Regions from separate parts of the Homo sapiens genome. Here region 1 is linked to region 2. Evidence: chromatin loops called from intact Hi-C (ENCODE). Cell type or tissue: HCT116. All regions are shown on one strand. Each heading gives the region's core, and the rest is flanking DNA. Links, peaks and the distances in the headings are about the cores only.

The links. A loop is a pair of places that touch in the nucleus more often than their neighbours do. Peaks named below come from ENCODE experiments on the same cell type or tissue, not always from the same donor. Only the 100,000 strongest peaks of a DNase experiment are listed, where the experiment ranks them.
Region 1: a loop joins it to region 2, with 4 times the contacts of the local background. A loop is called at or near these places in 3 of 110 quality-filtered maps.

Annotation. Positions count from the first base shown.
Region 1 is chr3:111,983,693-111,991,386 of GRCh38, forward strand. ABHD10 (abhydrolase domain containing 10, depalmitoylase) reads left to right here. Exons shown (of 5, transcript NM_018394.4): 3 at 2,572-2,683; 4 at 3,222-3,359; 5 at 7,685-7,694. Among named protein-coding and RNA genes, the nearest start is that of ABHD10, 8.5 kb to the left of the region's middle. RefSeq lists enhancers at 2,314-2,815, 2,816-3,315. In HCT116, for the core only: a CTCF peak has its summit at 5,569 (motif pointing right); a DNase peak (open chromatin) is centred at 5,579; H3K27ac peaks cover 1,540 bases.
Region 2 is chr3:111,712,560-111,720,253 of GRCh38, forward strand. It overlaps PLCXD2 (phosphatidylinositol specific phospholipase C X domain containing 2), which reads left to right. Exons shown (of 4, transcript NM_001413064.1): 3 at 1,328-1,569. Among named protein-coding and RNA genes, the nearest start is that of PLCXD2-AS1, 39 kb to the left of the region's middle. In HCT116, for the core only: CTCF peaks have their summits at 3,572 and 5,165 (motif pointing right); DNase peaks (open chromatin) are centred at 3,560 and 5,142; H3K27ac peaks cover 1,447 bases.

The sequences.
Region 1 (7,694 bases), core at 3,371-7,370, 270 kb after region 2:
AAGAAATAAAACATATGACTATATGAAAATGTTTTATTAAGGTCCTATCACCATGCCTAAAATAAGACTGATTCAGATCTCAGGAATATAACATATGGTTTTAAGGCTGGTATTCTCTCATAATTATTTGTAATAGAATTTTTATTTGGGACTACATCCCAGACTATTGAGGCTGCTAAGATGGAGATGTGCTACTGTTTAAAAGTTTTAAAGTGCTGAATATGTTTGGATTATCTTTGTCTCTGGATTGGGGTTCAGTGAGAGTTAACTATATTTTTTTAATGGTACCCTGTTAGTATCACCAAGTATTTATATTTTCCTTCATGAAGGAGCTGTACAAGTATTTTGCATCCTCACCATATATTTGGAAGGCAGCTAACTGTAAAAGATGCCACATTCAGCCATATCCAATTGCCACCTATGAAGAGAGAAAAGGAGAAAATTAGTTGGTGTCTTTCCCCCTTTTTTCTTCCACCCCTTCTACCCATCTCTTACATACCCTGGATTGAGGGGGAAACAGTAACTGATTTAGACTGCACCAGTTGCCCTGTTCTATTTCCCAAGGATCCAAAATCGTTTCACTTCAAACCTAAAGAAAAATTTAATTTCTTCTCTCCCCTATTTCTCATAAATCCCTTACTTACTGTACCAGCCATTCCACCAAAAAGGTTCATTTGAACTAGGCTCTGGGAAAGGATATCAGTAAAGAAGGGAAAATATATCAGTAAAGAAGATGATGGAAGAAGGTATTCCAGGTAAAGGAATCAACAGTGTGAGATGTGAAACACATAAGAAAACATAGACCTATTTTAGGAACAGTAAGTTCATCAATTTGTCTAAAGCAGTAGTATTCCCTGATGAAGTGAGTACTACTGTAAAATTTAGTAGTAAAAAAAAATTTACTGTAAAATTTATTGTGAAATCAATCTGAAATGACCAGAATATAATGGTTCAAAAAAACAGGCCAAAGCACTAAGTGTTTATGTTGTATATCACAGGGAGCACTGAAGGTAATGCTAAAATGTTAAAGAAAAAAACTGACATGTATATAGTGACTCTATTTAAAGACAGAGTCATAGAGACACAAGATAGAAGGCTACTGTGATAGTCTAGGTCTAAGATGACAAATAAACACCTACACCAAGATACTGGACTTACCAAAGTACCAAGAAAGGGATGAACATAAGAAGAAATGAGAAAGAATGGTGATGGTATAGGGCAGGCAGTATTCTGTGGCCTGGAAAAACAAACGAATAAAACAGCCTCCTCTTAAGGAACTGACATTCTAGTCAGAGGGAGATGAATGTTTAAAAACAAACTTGATTACAATACAATATGAAAAGTGTTGAGTACATACAAAAGAAAGTGACTGGTACTAAATGGGGCATATATGTCAAGTGAAGTTCCTCAGAGGAGGTGACATGACTTAAAGGGTGACTACGAATTTGGGTTGGGGAGGAAGCTGTTCTTGGCAGCAGAACAGCATGCTAAGGCTCTAAGTTATAAAAGGGTGTAACTGGGAATTAGGAGTAGTTCAGTATGACTAGAGTTTAGGTAACCTGTGGGTGTGGTATGATACTTTATACCACCATGATTTTTTATTGATTTGATACCCTTAAGGAGAGGTAAAATTCATAGATCAGACAGATAACTGAGCCTAGATAACTAGGAAGTTGGAAGGAGAAAGGGATGGGTTGGTGATGATGAATTTTATTCTGGTCTCCTTCCCTTCCATCAATTCACTAAATATACACTAAGCACCTACCACTCGCAAGGAACTGAACTAGGCACTAGGAACGCATTGAAACAAAGCTTGTGCCCATGTGGAACTTTCATTCTAATGTGGGAGATGGACCATAAATAATCAAATATATCTCAAGTAGTAATAAGTGCTATGAAGAAAATGAAGCAGAGTAAAGAATTAGAGAATGATGAAAGCAGCACAGTTTTAATAATTGAATGGTCATGGGAGGCTTTTCTGAGGATGTAATATTTGAGCCAAAGGCCTGAATGAAGTGTGGGAGCAATCTAAATGGCTATCTGGAGGAGAGTATGCCATGTGGAGAGAAAAGCTGATGAGATGGGAGCTTCAAGAAGCAAAGCGAAGATACAGTTGGGAGGGAGGGAGGGAGAGAGAGAAAACAATGAGAAATGAGATCAGAGAGGTGATCAGGCACCAAAGTATGGTAAGGGCTCTGGATTTAAAGATTATAGAAAGCCTTTGGAGGGTTTGCAAGACATGGTTTTGTTTTAAAAGGATCACTCTACTATATAGGGAAAGACAATGAGTGTGAAAATGCAAACAGGAGACTTTTTAGGAGACTATTGCATTCAGTTAGGTTGAGAGACAGTGTGACTAGCAACAGGCTGGTAGCAGTGGAGGAGGTGAGAAAGTGATTGGACACAGGAGGTATTTGAAAGTTAATAAGCCAATAGAATTTGCTAAAATACATATTGATTGTGATGTTTCACTATAAGCATTATAGTAATGAGGAAGGTGCTATCTTTCTTAAAAATTAAAGAAGCAGATATATAGATATTTAGATATAGATTTTTTTCCCCTTTTTCCAGGTTTGATTACTCAGGAGTTGGAAGTTCAGATGGTAACTCAGAGGAAAGCACACTGGGGAAATGGAGAAAAGATGTTCTTTCTATAATTGATGACTTAGCTGATGGGCCACAGGTGACTGTTTTGTTAAGTATGATGATAATTACTGTAACCTCGTATTTAAGCTGTTTGTTTTGTTTTGTTTTGTTTTTTGAGATGGAGTCTCGTGCTGTCACCCAGCCTGGAGTGCAGTGGCGCAATCTTGGCTCACTGCAAGCTCTGCCTCCCGGGTTCACGGCATCCTCCTGCCTCAGCCTCCCAGGTAGCTGGGACTACAGGCACCCGCCACCACGCCCGGCTAATTGTTCGTATTTTTAGTAGAGATGGGGTTTCACCGTGTTGGCCAGGATGGTCTCGATCTCCTGACCTCGTGATCCGCCCGCCTGGGCCTCCCAAAGTGCTGGGATTACAGGCGTGAGCCACCACACCCGGCCTAAGCTGTTTCTTTAGATATGAAAATGTTTTTATTTAATTTAAATGTTTAATCCATTTTGATATTTGATTTAAAATGATTCTATTTTTACTTTCTAATTTTTTATTGTACATATTTTGTTTTATGTTTATAACCTGTTCTATCTTAAAGACCTAATGTTTTATTTTATTTTATTTTTAGATTCTTGTTGGATCTAGCCTTGGAGGGTGGCTTATGCTTCATGCTGCAATTGCACGACCAGAGAAGGTCGTGGCTCTTATTGGTGTAGCTACAGCTGCAGATACCTTAGTGACAAAGTTTAATCAGCTTCCTGTTGAGGTAAGTCAAAAGTCACTTTTGCCACCTCAATATATTTACCGCTTATACTTCTTCTGCTCCCTCTTTCTTTGAGGGAAGGGGGGACAGAAAACAATAATTCCTTTGACTTACTGTGCTGGCCCAACTTTTGTCTTAGCTGCCTTTCTGTACACAACCTCTTTTCTATCTTTAACTATTTGTCATCTTGTTTAAGATTTCGTTTCTTCATAGTCTCTTCAAATCATTCTGCCAAATATTTGAGACACATTAACAATATCACACTTTGAAGTTTCTTTTTTTTTAGCCACATTTTCTTTATTATTACATTTACTTATTTGAATCATACATCGTGATCTCCTTTTGGTCCTCTTACTTTGTGGCATATGGGGAGTAGTGCCTGTTCTTATGACTATGTTAGAGTGGGCTAATGAACTGAAACTGCAGTCATCCCTTGGTATCTGAAGGGGATTGCTTCCAAGACCTCCCATGGATACCAAAATCCACAGATGGTCAAGTCTCTGAGAAAAAAAATGGTGTAGTATTTGCACATAATCTTGTATAATCTAAATCATTGCCAGATTACTTAAAATACCTAGTACAATGTAAGCGCTATGTAAATTGTTGCTATACTGTATCGTTTAGGGAATACGGACAAGAAAAAAAGACTGTACACGTTCAATACAGAGGTAACCTTTTTTTTCCAGATATTTTTGATACAAAGTTAGTTGAATCCATGGATGCAGAAACCATGAATATGGAGAGCTGACTGTCTTTGTTTTAGCCTAAAAGCAGCCTCAGTTCCTCCCAACAGAACTCTCCAGACAGATATTGTCAGTCAGAGTGACAGAGACACAGAAATTAAAGAAAACAGAGCAGTAGTTAAAAAATATGGTCCCTAGGCTAGCAGCAGCAGCAGCACCTGAGAACTTGTTAGAAACCCAAATTCTTGGGTTTTACCCTGAATCAGAAACTGGGGGTATGGCCCAGCAGTCTGTGTTTTAACAAACCTCTTGTAAAGTTTGAGAACAATGCTTTAGAGAATGGGGGAAGAGGAGAAGGAGGTTCAGAAATTTAAAAAAAAAGAAGAAAAAACGTATGCAGTGTTGAATAGTAGAATGTCATTGATTTGCCTCAAGTTCTGCATTAATACCTGTGCCATATATTAACTAAGTTCATTCTTAGTTCACGTTGTTTTAAGCTCCTTAAGAAATAGCATTGTGTGTGTATTCAGGTTTCTCATATTATTTCCTATCAGAGCTGAAATTACAAAGCTGGTCTTCCTTGAACTTATCTCCTGTTTCTGAATTTTGTTCACTTTCTTGGTGGTTTCTCATACATAGTTGCTCAATGTCTTCATGTTTTTCCCACCTTTGACATTTTGTGGATCTAAATGTGGACTCCTTGCTCCATCCTCTTAACTCAATAATACAGCGCTTCTTGGGTAGGAAATTATCTCAAAGACATAGCAGATTGAAAAGGAGTTGATTTTTGGGGGTTGGGGGTTTATTGTATTTTGTAATTATTGGTAAATGACAAAACCTGTGTACATTTGTTTTGGTTTTGTTTTTATTTGGGGGGGTTTTTAGGGTATCTCTGTTGCCCAGGCTGGAGTGCAGTGGTGCAGTCATTGCTTACTGCAGCCTTGACCCCTCAGACTCAAGAGATCCTCCCACCTCAGCCTCCTGAGTAGCTGGGACCACAAGTGCACACCACTATGCCTGGCTGATTTTTGTATTTTTTGTAGCGATGGGGTCTCGCCATGTTGCCCAGGCCGGTCTTGAACTCCTAGGCTCAAGAGATTCTCCTGCCTTGGACCCCCAAAGTGCTGAGATTAGAGACACAAGCCACTGTGCCTGGCCATGTACATTTCTCTGCGTGTGTGTGTGTTCACATCAGTCAGAGTGAGCATAGGGTAGATACTTTCTAATTGAGAAGATTTATAATCTGCAAATCAAGGCATTTTTTGCTAATACTTACTCAGATAAGCAGTTGTTAACAGAAGCATGTTGAGCCCTTGGTTAACTTAAAAGCATGTATAAGGAAAGAGCACCAACACTAAGACCGCTATCTCTTCTCCACATAAACAGCTAGCCCTAACAATGTCAACGGAGCAGATGTGGAGATTTTTACTATCTTTTATAACCCTGGGAATAGTAAGCCCAGCATTTCTCATTTCTTCTCTAAGAACTTGACCATCCTCTTTAACTGACTCTAATCATTATCACCTTCTTTGGACACTAGAGGGCCTCAGACATGATGCACAGCTGTTGGGAATGTAAGCTTCTGAACCACATTGCCTTGATAAGTTTTGTTGATGTAGAACTTAATATATTGTACATTTTCTTTGGGTAATGTCTTTGCTGTTTCTGAACTTTTTGTTCTTGAGGACTTGAGACATACAACATTTTATAAAGTTAACTTTGTTCTTCAGATGGACCATTTTCATTCAATTCAGTGGCAGGTAGCAGAGCTAGTTGGGGGCCAGGGATGCTTAAAATGAAACTATTATTAATTCAGTGTCGCCTTAATTAGCAAAGCCTCCACTTCAGCTAATAACCAGTGGGACTAAGTTCTATCTGCTGAAGTATTTACAAATTCAGAAACAATCCTGAGTAGCTTGAGGATAGCTAAATGTCATCTTTACTTTAAATATTTGGTTCATATGTTGTTTTAATACAGAGAATGCCATGATATTGATATAGATTTATATACATTTTATAGTTTTGTAGAATTTCATTAATTTTAAATCATTTGGAGACATATTTAGAAGTACAGTTTTTTTTTTACTGAATTATTAAGTCTTTTTGGAATTAAAAATACATTAAAGCCTAAGTACATATAGATTATATTATGTCATACATATTTTTTAAGTTCTTGTTTTCCTTTTTACATTTGCAATAAATTAACAATTTTAAACATGGGAAAATCATAGTATATTTGTTGAAACTTTAAATTTTTCAAATATGTGTAGCTTTTCTTTCCTTATTTTTTAAAATTTTTGATAAGATGTCCATTCCATTTTTCTAGAAATGCCCTTAATATTATATGATTGTAACAGTCTTGAAACTATTCATAGCTTGATTTTTGTTTTAGTTTTAAGCTGTGATCATCTTTCCAATAATCTATTATATATAAATAAACTTTTATGCTCAAAAGTGTTCATGACAATACCACAGTATGAGATGGTCAAACTAATTAAGTCAATTATGGTGGACTGCTGTGCAGCATTTAAAACCTTTTCATAGAATTTTTTAAACCCAGAAATATATGTACTAAATAAACAGCATAGAAAACTGTATATGAATGTGTAATATGTATGTATTTTACATATTACACAAAAACCAAAACACATATAGACAAATATTGGAAGGAAATAAGCCATATATTAATGGTTTTTCTCTCCATAAGATAGGATTATGGGTGATTTATTTCTTTAATTATTTTTATGTTTTCTATAATGACTGCATGTTACTCATTATACAAAATTCTAATTTTTTTAGAAAAATTAAGATAAATTATATAAAAAATAAGAGTTCTCAAAAAGTCAAAGGACATGTATATTTCATTTTAAGGGAATAAATATACAGATATTATTGTTTGGCTTTCAGGAAGTATGTGGAAGACTTCTTTGTCATCCAGAACAAAAATCAAATTTTTTCTCTTTTATAGGACTCTGGAAGGAAAAACTATATTTCTTTACATTCAGCCTAAAATTGCATGAGTATGTGTATGATTGTTACAATGTAATTACTCTTATTTTTTTATTCTTAGTTCTGTGTTTGATTCTTTCTCTTCTTTCCCTATGCCATATCCATTTTAGCTACTTATAAGCACTTTTAGGTTTACAATTTTGAAATCTAAACAATGTTTATTCTAAGATTTGATTTTATTTAAATATGAATGATACCTGGACTGATTCCAAGAAATTGTAGTGCTTTTCTCCCTCTTCATTTTTCTTTTCAGTTGGGGTGAAGCAACATCTGATTTGAGATAGTGTATGATAAAATTAAATAAATTTAAATTTAAGTTTGAGTCTTAGCCATAACAGTTAGTAGCCTAGCCCTGAACTGTTGCACACAGTATTTCATTTATCTAAACCATAATATCCTCTTTTATAAAAATAGAATAATAACAGAATTATTATCAGAATCTTATGGAATAATATGTATAAAATACCCATCACAGTACCTTGCATGTAGTAATTATTGATAATTATTATTGTTATACTTTTGTTATCTCTATCCTCTTATTCAAGAACTGCTTTCATTAGATTACTTAAAACTATTGCATGTGTTAATGTTGCCTAAAGTCACAAATACTTTTATTTTTCTTTCTTTTTCCAATAGCTAAAAAAGG
Region 2 (7,694 bases), core at 2,733-6,732:
AAACAACAAGAACAGCCGTTACCCAGTTCAGTGCAACCAGCCTGGTGCTCCCCAGCTCTGGGCCTTGGGGAGCAGTTAGTCAGGCACCTTAGTCACGAGCTAAATGCACACCGGAAATGAGGCTGACATCCAGAGCTCTTGTTCTTGGGTGCCCGGGAGGATTACCCTCTGTGGCCAACTATCCGGGGATGGCAGTCCAGGCCTCGTGAGCATGTGCAGGGCATTCCTCCAGGAAAAGATTACTAGTGCCTGGGACAGGGAAAAATATATTCCTTTAGAAACCTTCACAGCAGAGCTCTGAATTGGGACGATCAAAATAGCAGTTTCCTATCCCACAGCTGCCTCCCAGAAACTAATTAATGCTGTGGATGTAGCTTGCTAATTATTTTCAACATCACCACCATCCTGAGCGGTCCCTGTGGAGGCCAGTTGCCTCTGCAAAGTCTCCCCTGACTCAAGTGGCACACTCCCCACTCTCCTGGGAAGGGCAGTTCCAGGCAGAGCCAGCACACACGATTGAAAGTCTATTTACCCACAAATTAGTTCAGTGTTTTTATTTCAACTCCAAAAGCTGTCAGTTTTGTAATTACAGGAGACATAACTTCTAGACAGCGCTTGCTGCTCAGCCTAAGAGTTCTCAGCCTGAGGTCCAAAGCTTCCCCAGAGGGATATGAGGGTAGAATTTAAGAAGTCTTTAAATTTGGATGGGAAAAAAAATACATATTCATTTTTACTAAAATTGAACTGAAAATTAGTATACCCATAGATTATGAGGGCAGGCGGTGACCCACAACAATCTTAGCCCTGCCTGATTTTTATCTCCCTAGATGCGTCCATCTCACATTTTGGTTATCGCAGATATCTGAGATACCACTTATGCTTATCCCTAACTCACAGTTATGGGACTTATTAGACTTACAACAAAATATTTTTATTGAATGCATTTATCATGCAGCACATACATTAATTTATTACAAACTTATTTAATATATTGATTGCTATATTTCCATATCATAGATTTTCTTTGTAATCCTGTATATTGTATGCATTCATTTAACATGTAATTCTGAGAAGGGGGTCCATGATTTTAATATACTTCCAAAGGTATTTATGCCAACAAAATTAAGAATTTTTGAGTCAGACATATGGCAAGTGCTCTGTAAATCTTTGCTGATTTCCTAAAAATATATATTAATATAAACAGTTCTTGACTTTCCACATATGATTATATTTTCTTGCCTTTTTCCTAGCAGTCCGTATAAAACGGAGGAGTTAACATTCAGCATTTTTATGGATTGCTCTCCTTTTTGTGTTTTGAATATTTCAGGTTCTTATTTTCTACCACTGTCCCTTCTACAAGCAGTACCCCTTCCTGTGGCCAGGAAAGAAGATTCCAGCGCCCTGGGCAAACACCACAAGTGTGCGCAAACTAATCCTCTTCTTGGAGACCACTCTGAGTGAGCGGGCCTCACGGGGCTCCTTCCATGTCTCCCAAGCGATCCTCACCCCCAGAGTGAAGACCATTGCCCGGGGCTTGGTTGGGGGCCTCAAGAACACGCTGGTTCATAGGTAAGAATTTGCTTCCACCCCACAAGGAAAGCTTTTTAAAAAATATTTATCTTGATTCTATTCTGAGTAAATCGCAGTAAAGCCATGTAGTCTGAGGAGTTAGAAAAACAACAAAACAAGCAAAAAACTTTGTATTCGAGAAAACCATGCAGTTGAGGTGGATTGTATTAACAAAGGCTCTCTAAACACTTTGTTCATAAGTACACATCATACCATAAATACTGTACTCTCTAAATTTTGCTATAAGGCAAAGCACATTGAGCCAACACCATGTCTGTTCACTCCTGGTACCTGGCCACATGGGGTCCTGCCTGTGCCTCGCAGCTGACCCAGGCACTCATTTAAGAAGCATTCAATATAGGCTGCTGTCCTAGGTGCTAAGGATTCAGAGCTGGCCCTTCAAGAATTTGTTCTCCTTTCCATGGTGACCATGAGTCACTGAAGAAGCAGCTTAGGATGCCACCCACCATGCCCATGCTGTAGCTTCAAATACTTCCTCAGGGCAGAATTGAGCCTGGTTGTACAATTAGATAGCAGAAGCTTCAGTAATTTTGTATCAGATGGTGTTCCTTATCCCGGACACCAATGAATGATAGATGTTCTCAAGAAAAAGGATGGTTTATTTGTATGCGTGTTTGTGTGTGTGCGCGCACATATATGTGAGTGTGTGTATGTATGTGTCTATGTACCTGTACATGTGTATGTGTATATGTATATGTATAAAAGGAATGTTATAAATACATTTGGATAACAGGGAATCCCTTGCAATCCAAGCTAAGGAAGCTAATACGTTTGGGTAGCAAAAGATATTTACAAGAATCAGTTTGGTCCCTGAGTTTCAGGTTGACGAGCAGAGTTCAGATAATGAAAGATTCATCCAAAAACATGTTTCTATTTATTTGGTCCTGAGTTTAGGTAACATGAGTTCAGATAACAGGAGTTCACCTAGCAGGAGTTTAGACAGCAGGACTAGATTTTTCTTTCTTGGTGAGAGCTCCTGATTATGTCAACCATGGACAAAACCAGAAAGTGTTTTCTGTGTGGCTCTACTAAGTCTTGACTGAATTCATTATGCTGAACTTGGAAAAGTGAATTTTATAAACCAGCACTATATCTCTTTGAAAGATCCCGAATTAGAAGCTTTATTGTTTTAATAATATGTTTGTGTATCCACACTGTTTTCCTCATGCCTCTGGTATATTTGTAGATCAACATTATTTATATATTCATTCAACAAACATTGAGCACCTAGGAAGAGCTAGGTACAAAGATTCAAGGTGAATATTATACTGTCTGCTGTCAAGGAACTCACAGTCTAGCAGCAGAAACTGGCATGAAAATTTCTATAAAGCAATGTGAAATACCACTGTGAAGAAGTCTGTGCAGACAGCCATACTAATAATGGAGAGGGAGTATTTAAAAAACTAAGGATAAGTTATATCTGTATACCATATTCTGAATATCAAATGGCTTTTTGCAGATGATTTCATTTGATTCTTAAATCAAGTCAGCCTCTAGGATGGCACATTGTCTACAGCATATTATCATCCCCTCTTTAGATGGGATTCAGGGAGCTTAAGTGACCCCAATCCATACAGCTAGTAAAAGTCAAGAATACCTCTCAGACTCTGGCCTTCTGATCGTTAGACCACTGCCCTTTTCAGCGTTGGACACTGACTTGGATACTGCATATTTTTGTGCTTATTCTTTTCTGTTCCACAGGCCTGCAGTTGTCTTATTAGTACCTGAATCTGGTAATATCTCACAGGTTATAACTAGTAACCCACAATGTCACAAAGCTTTTCATATCTGTACATTCCTAAAACTTTAATCTGGCTGCAAGTGAAACATTGGCTCTTTCCTTTATGATGAGAGATAATGATGTTGGCATGCGCCCAAAGCCAAGGGATCCTACTATGCCAGAGCCCTTGCACTACTGCTAGCAGCAAGCCAATGTCCCCAAGCTTGGAAAGATACTTTCTTTGGCATCTCGCCCCCCTGCCGGCCATAAGAATATTGCAAGTATGCATGCATTCCTAGTCCTGCACATCAACTGAAGGAGGAAAATATAGCTCTGGTTGAGTTTGTTCCAAAAGGCCAGTGCAGAGTGTGGCTGTCATTTCCTCTGGGCTGTTGAACAAACATAGGACCTTCCCCTGTGTGCCAACACCCAGAGGGTCTGTCCTAACAACTGGTCGCTGGCACTGGTGGTCAGCTCAAACCAAGAAAAAAAAGACAGGGTATATTTTCTTACAAATGTAGAGGTGGTTTCTCGGCAGGGATTTAACCCCCTAACTCTTCGATAAACTTTGGAGCTAAGATCTTGTTCATTTTGGTTCAACACCGTAGAAGGAAGCCACAAGAAATATAGCCATTTGACTCAATTTCCATGGTGGTTTCTCCCAGACTTATAGAAACCTGAAATTCAGGTTCATGGCACTCTCACTGAAATCATATGAAAATGCTTTGCCTAAGCTTGAGGACAGAGCATCCATGAACTCTATAAGGGAACATGGACTGAAATCAGAAGGCCTGAGAGTGCAGCCTGACATGCTCCCTGTTCCAGGGTGCATTGTGTTGTGCCCCGTCCCATCCCCGCCATCCCCAAGCTCACATATTGAAGTCCCAACTCTCAGTTACCTCAGAATGTGGGTACATTTGCAGATACGGCCTTTAAAGAGGTAATTAAGTCAAAACGAGGATATTAGGGTGGGCCCTAATCCAGTCTAGCTGGTATCCTTAAAAGAAAAGGAAATTTAGACACACAAAGAGACACCACAGATATGTGTTCACAGAGGAAAGGCCATGTGAGAATGCAATAAGAAGGCGGCTGTCTGCAAGCCAAGGACAGAGGCCTCAGGAGACATGAAATCTGATGACACTTTGATCTTGGATGTCCAACTTCTAAAACAAGAGAAAATACATTTCTGTCATTTAAGCCAACCAGTATGTGGTGTTTTGCTATGGTAGCCCTAGCAAATCAATGCAGTCCCTGAGCAACAGGGTGGCCGTGGACAAGTTTTCTGAGGTCTCTGAGCTGTGGTTTTCTCACCAGTTAAACAGGATTAATAAACCTCATCAGATTGTAGCCTTAACATGAAAATGCCAGCCACAGTGGCTGGCAGAAAATAGACATGCCATCCCTATTTGTAAAGACACCCAGAAACACTATGGACCACCCTTGTTCCCAGCTGGGCCCCAAGGTCAAAGGGAAGTTTTTAACCTCCTGCTCTGCCATCCATGGGAACTGTTGCCTCACGGGCCTGTCAGCACTGTCAGGTTCAGCCTTTTGCACAGATCCCTTGTCCTGGTAAATACCAAGAGCTGAGAAAATAAAGTAGCTCCTCTTCACTGTGGGTTCTGCATTTCCCCTTCTTCGTACTTAATCCTAATTATTTGATCCTTGCCTTGGAGAAGGTTGACACATGCTACCCGAAGCTGACACAGAACTCTTTGTCACTGGAAACCACAGGTACATACCTTTCACTGCATTTCTCTGCTCAGGCTCCAGGGATCCTCCAAGGTGAGGAGGCTCTGGCTGCAGTGACTGGAGTTACAAGCCTTTAAGGCTCATTTCCCTGTAATGACCAGCAGAGGGCGCCTGCACCTCATACTTCAACACTGACTCAGGCTTTTAAAATGAAGTCTTGAATCTATCAGGTTCAGTACTACTGTGTCCTTGGTGTGGTTCCTTGTGTATCCTTGGTCTATCTTTAAGGAAGTCTGTATTTGCAGCTTCTCACTTCCAAACCACAACATGTTGTCACGTAAGCAGGAGGATGTGACCTCTTTAAGGTGTAGTTTCTTACTCCCAGCCACCAAATATTTCTACCTCACACTCTTCCAGTTATGATTCCTTACCTTTTTTTTTTTACCACACTTATCATATCACAGAAACTCTTCTAAACACTTTACATGTATTATTTTGTTTAATTCCCCAAAAATCTGTATGAAGCATTATTATTATCACTCTTCAGGAGTCCCCGTTCAAAATGGAAGTACCCCTGGGAGGGTGATCTTTTAAGTCATAATCAGCTATTAATATAAAAATATAGGCCAGGCGCAGTGGCTCACGCCTGTAATCCCAGTACTTTGGGAGGCCGAGGTGGGCGGATCACCAGGTCAGGAGATCGAGACCATCCTGGCTAACACGGTGAAACCCCGTCTCTACTGAAAATACAAAGAAATTAGCTGGGCGTGGTGGCGGGCGCCTGTAGTCCCAGCTACTCGGGAGGCTGAGGCAGGAGAATGGCGTGAACCCGGGAGACGGAGCTTGCAGTGAGCCAAGATCGCGCCTCTGCACTCCAGCCTGGGGGACAGAGGAAGACTCCGTCTCAAAAAAAAAATAAGATGATGGATAGATGATAGATAGATAGATAGATAGATAGATAGATAGATAGATAGATTGATTGATTTATGATATGTGTTTTAGCCCGTGGCTGATTGTAGAGTCCACTGAGAGAGGGAGGAGACCCAGGACTGATTATAGTTATGGTAAGAGAAAAAGAAAGAGGAGAAGGACAAAATGCTACCAAGGCCTGAACAGGGTTGTCTGGAAAACTGAGAAGTCAAGATATGTGCTGAAAGAAGGGCAGGCAGCATCAAGGGAGAGTTTCTTCTGTCTTCTTTAAAGCATTCTCAGCCTACTGAGTATGTATTGAGCTGTTTTTACTATGATGTAAACTGTGAGTACACTTTATTGCTTTCTTCTCTATGCTGCCTGTGGTAGTTTACACTTACTATTAATGCAGAAATTATCACATTGAATTTTCATTATTCCTTTATGTCACTAAATAACTGGCTGTCACCTAGGAAGCCTTTGATTAATAAAATGAGACTGAAAGACCGTTAGTGAGACAACTGATTAAGTATTGGTCTATTAAGAAGCCACACTTAGTGATCGAATAACTGTATATCCATATGAAAAAAGTAAGCCTTGACCTCCTACTTTATACCATAAACAAAAATCAATTTGAGATGGTTCTTAGAGCTAAACCTAAAAGCTAAAAACCATAAAGCTTTTAGAATAAAACATAGGATATGTTTGTAAATTTGGAGTGGACTGAAGTGGTTCTTAGATCACAGAAGCCATAAAAGAAAAAAAATGGACAAATTAGAATCTGTAAAAATTAAGGAATTCGGCTCATGAAAATATGTCACTGAGAAAACTGACAGACAAGCTATAGGCTAGGAGAAAATATTCACAAAATATATCTGACAGAAGACCAGTATCTAGGCTATATAAATAACTTCTACAACTCAACAATTTTTTTAAAAGAAAATGAAAAAATGAGTAAAAGAATTGAACAGATAACAGTTTTACTCATAATATCCAAAAAACTGGCAATAGCCCAAGTGTCCATCCTGCCAGTGTAGGAAACTGGATACACAAACTGCAGTATATACATACAATGGAATTCTCTTCATTGATTTTGAAAGGCAACGAACTACTGATACATGCAGCAACGTGGATGAATTTCAGAACAATTATGCCAAGTGAAAGAAAACTCACGTGAAATAATACATTTTTCATGGCTTATATGAAGTTTTAAAACAGGCAAATCTAATCTACAGTGGAAAAAAAAATCAGTATAGCTGTTGCCTCTGGGAGAATGGGGCAGGTGTTGATGAGGAAGGGGCTTGCAGGAACTTTCTGGAGTACCAGTTATGTTCTAGACCTTGATATGAGTTTGAATTATGTGTACGTATTTGTCAAAACTCGGCAAGTGTACCATTAAGATTTGTGAATTTTATTGAGCGTAAACTTTATGTTAAAAGAAGAACAAATTAAAAACAGATATTGAACTCCAGTTAATCATATGCATGCTGAAGTACTTAGGGAATGTGTATAGATGCTTGCAGTTGGAATATGTCAAAAATACAAGATGGATTGATGGAAGGATAGTGACAGATTGATGGATAGATATGTGGTAAGCAAGTATAGTTAATGGTGGGATCTAGGTGGTGGATATATTTGCTGCAAAATTCTTTCAACATTGCCATATGTTTGAATATTTTCATGATTTAAAAAAATTAAAGAACCCATTAAAGCTGAGGCTCTTGGTCTTAGTTTTTCTTTTTCTTTTTTCTTTTTTTTCAGACAGAGTCTCACTCTGTCACCCAAA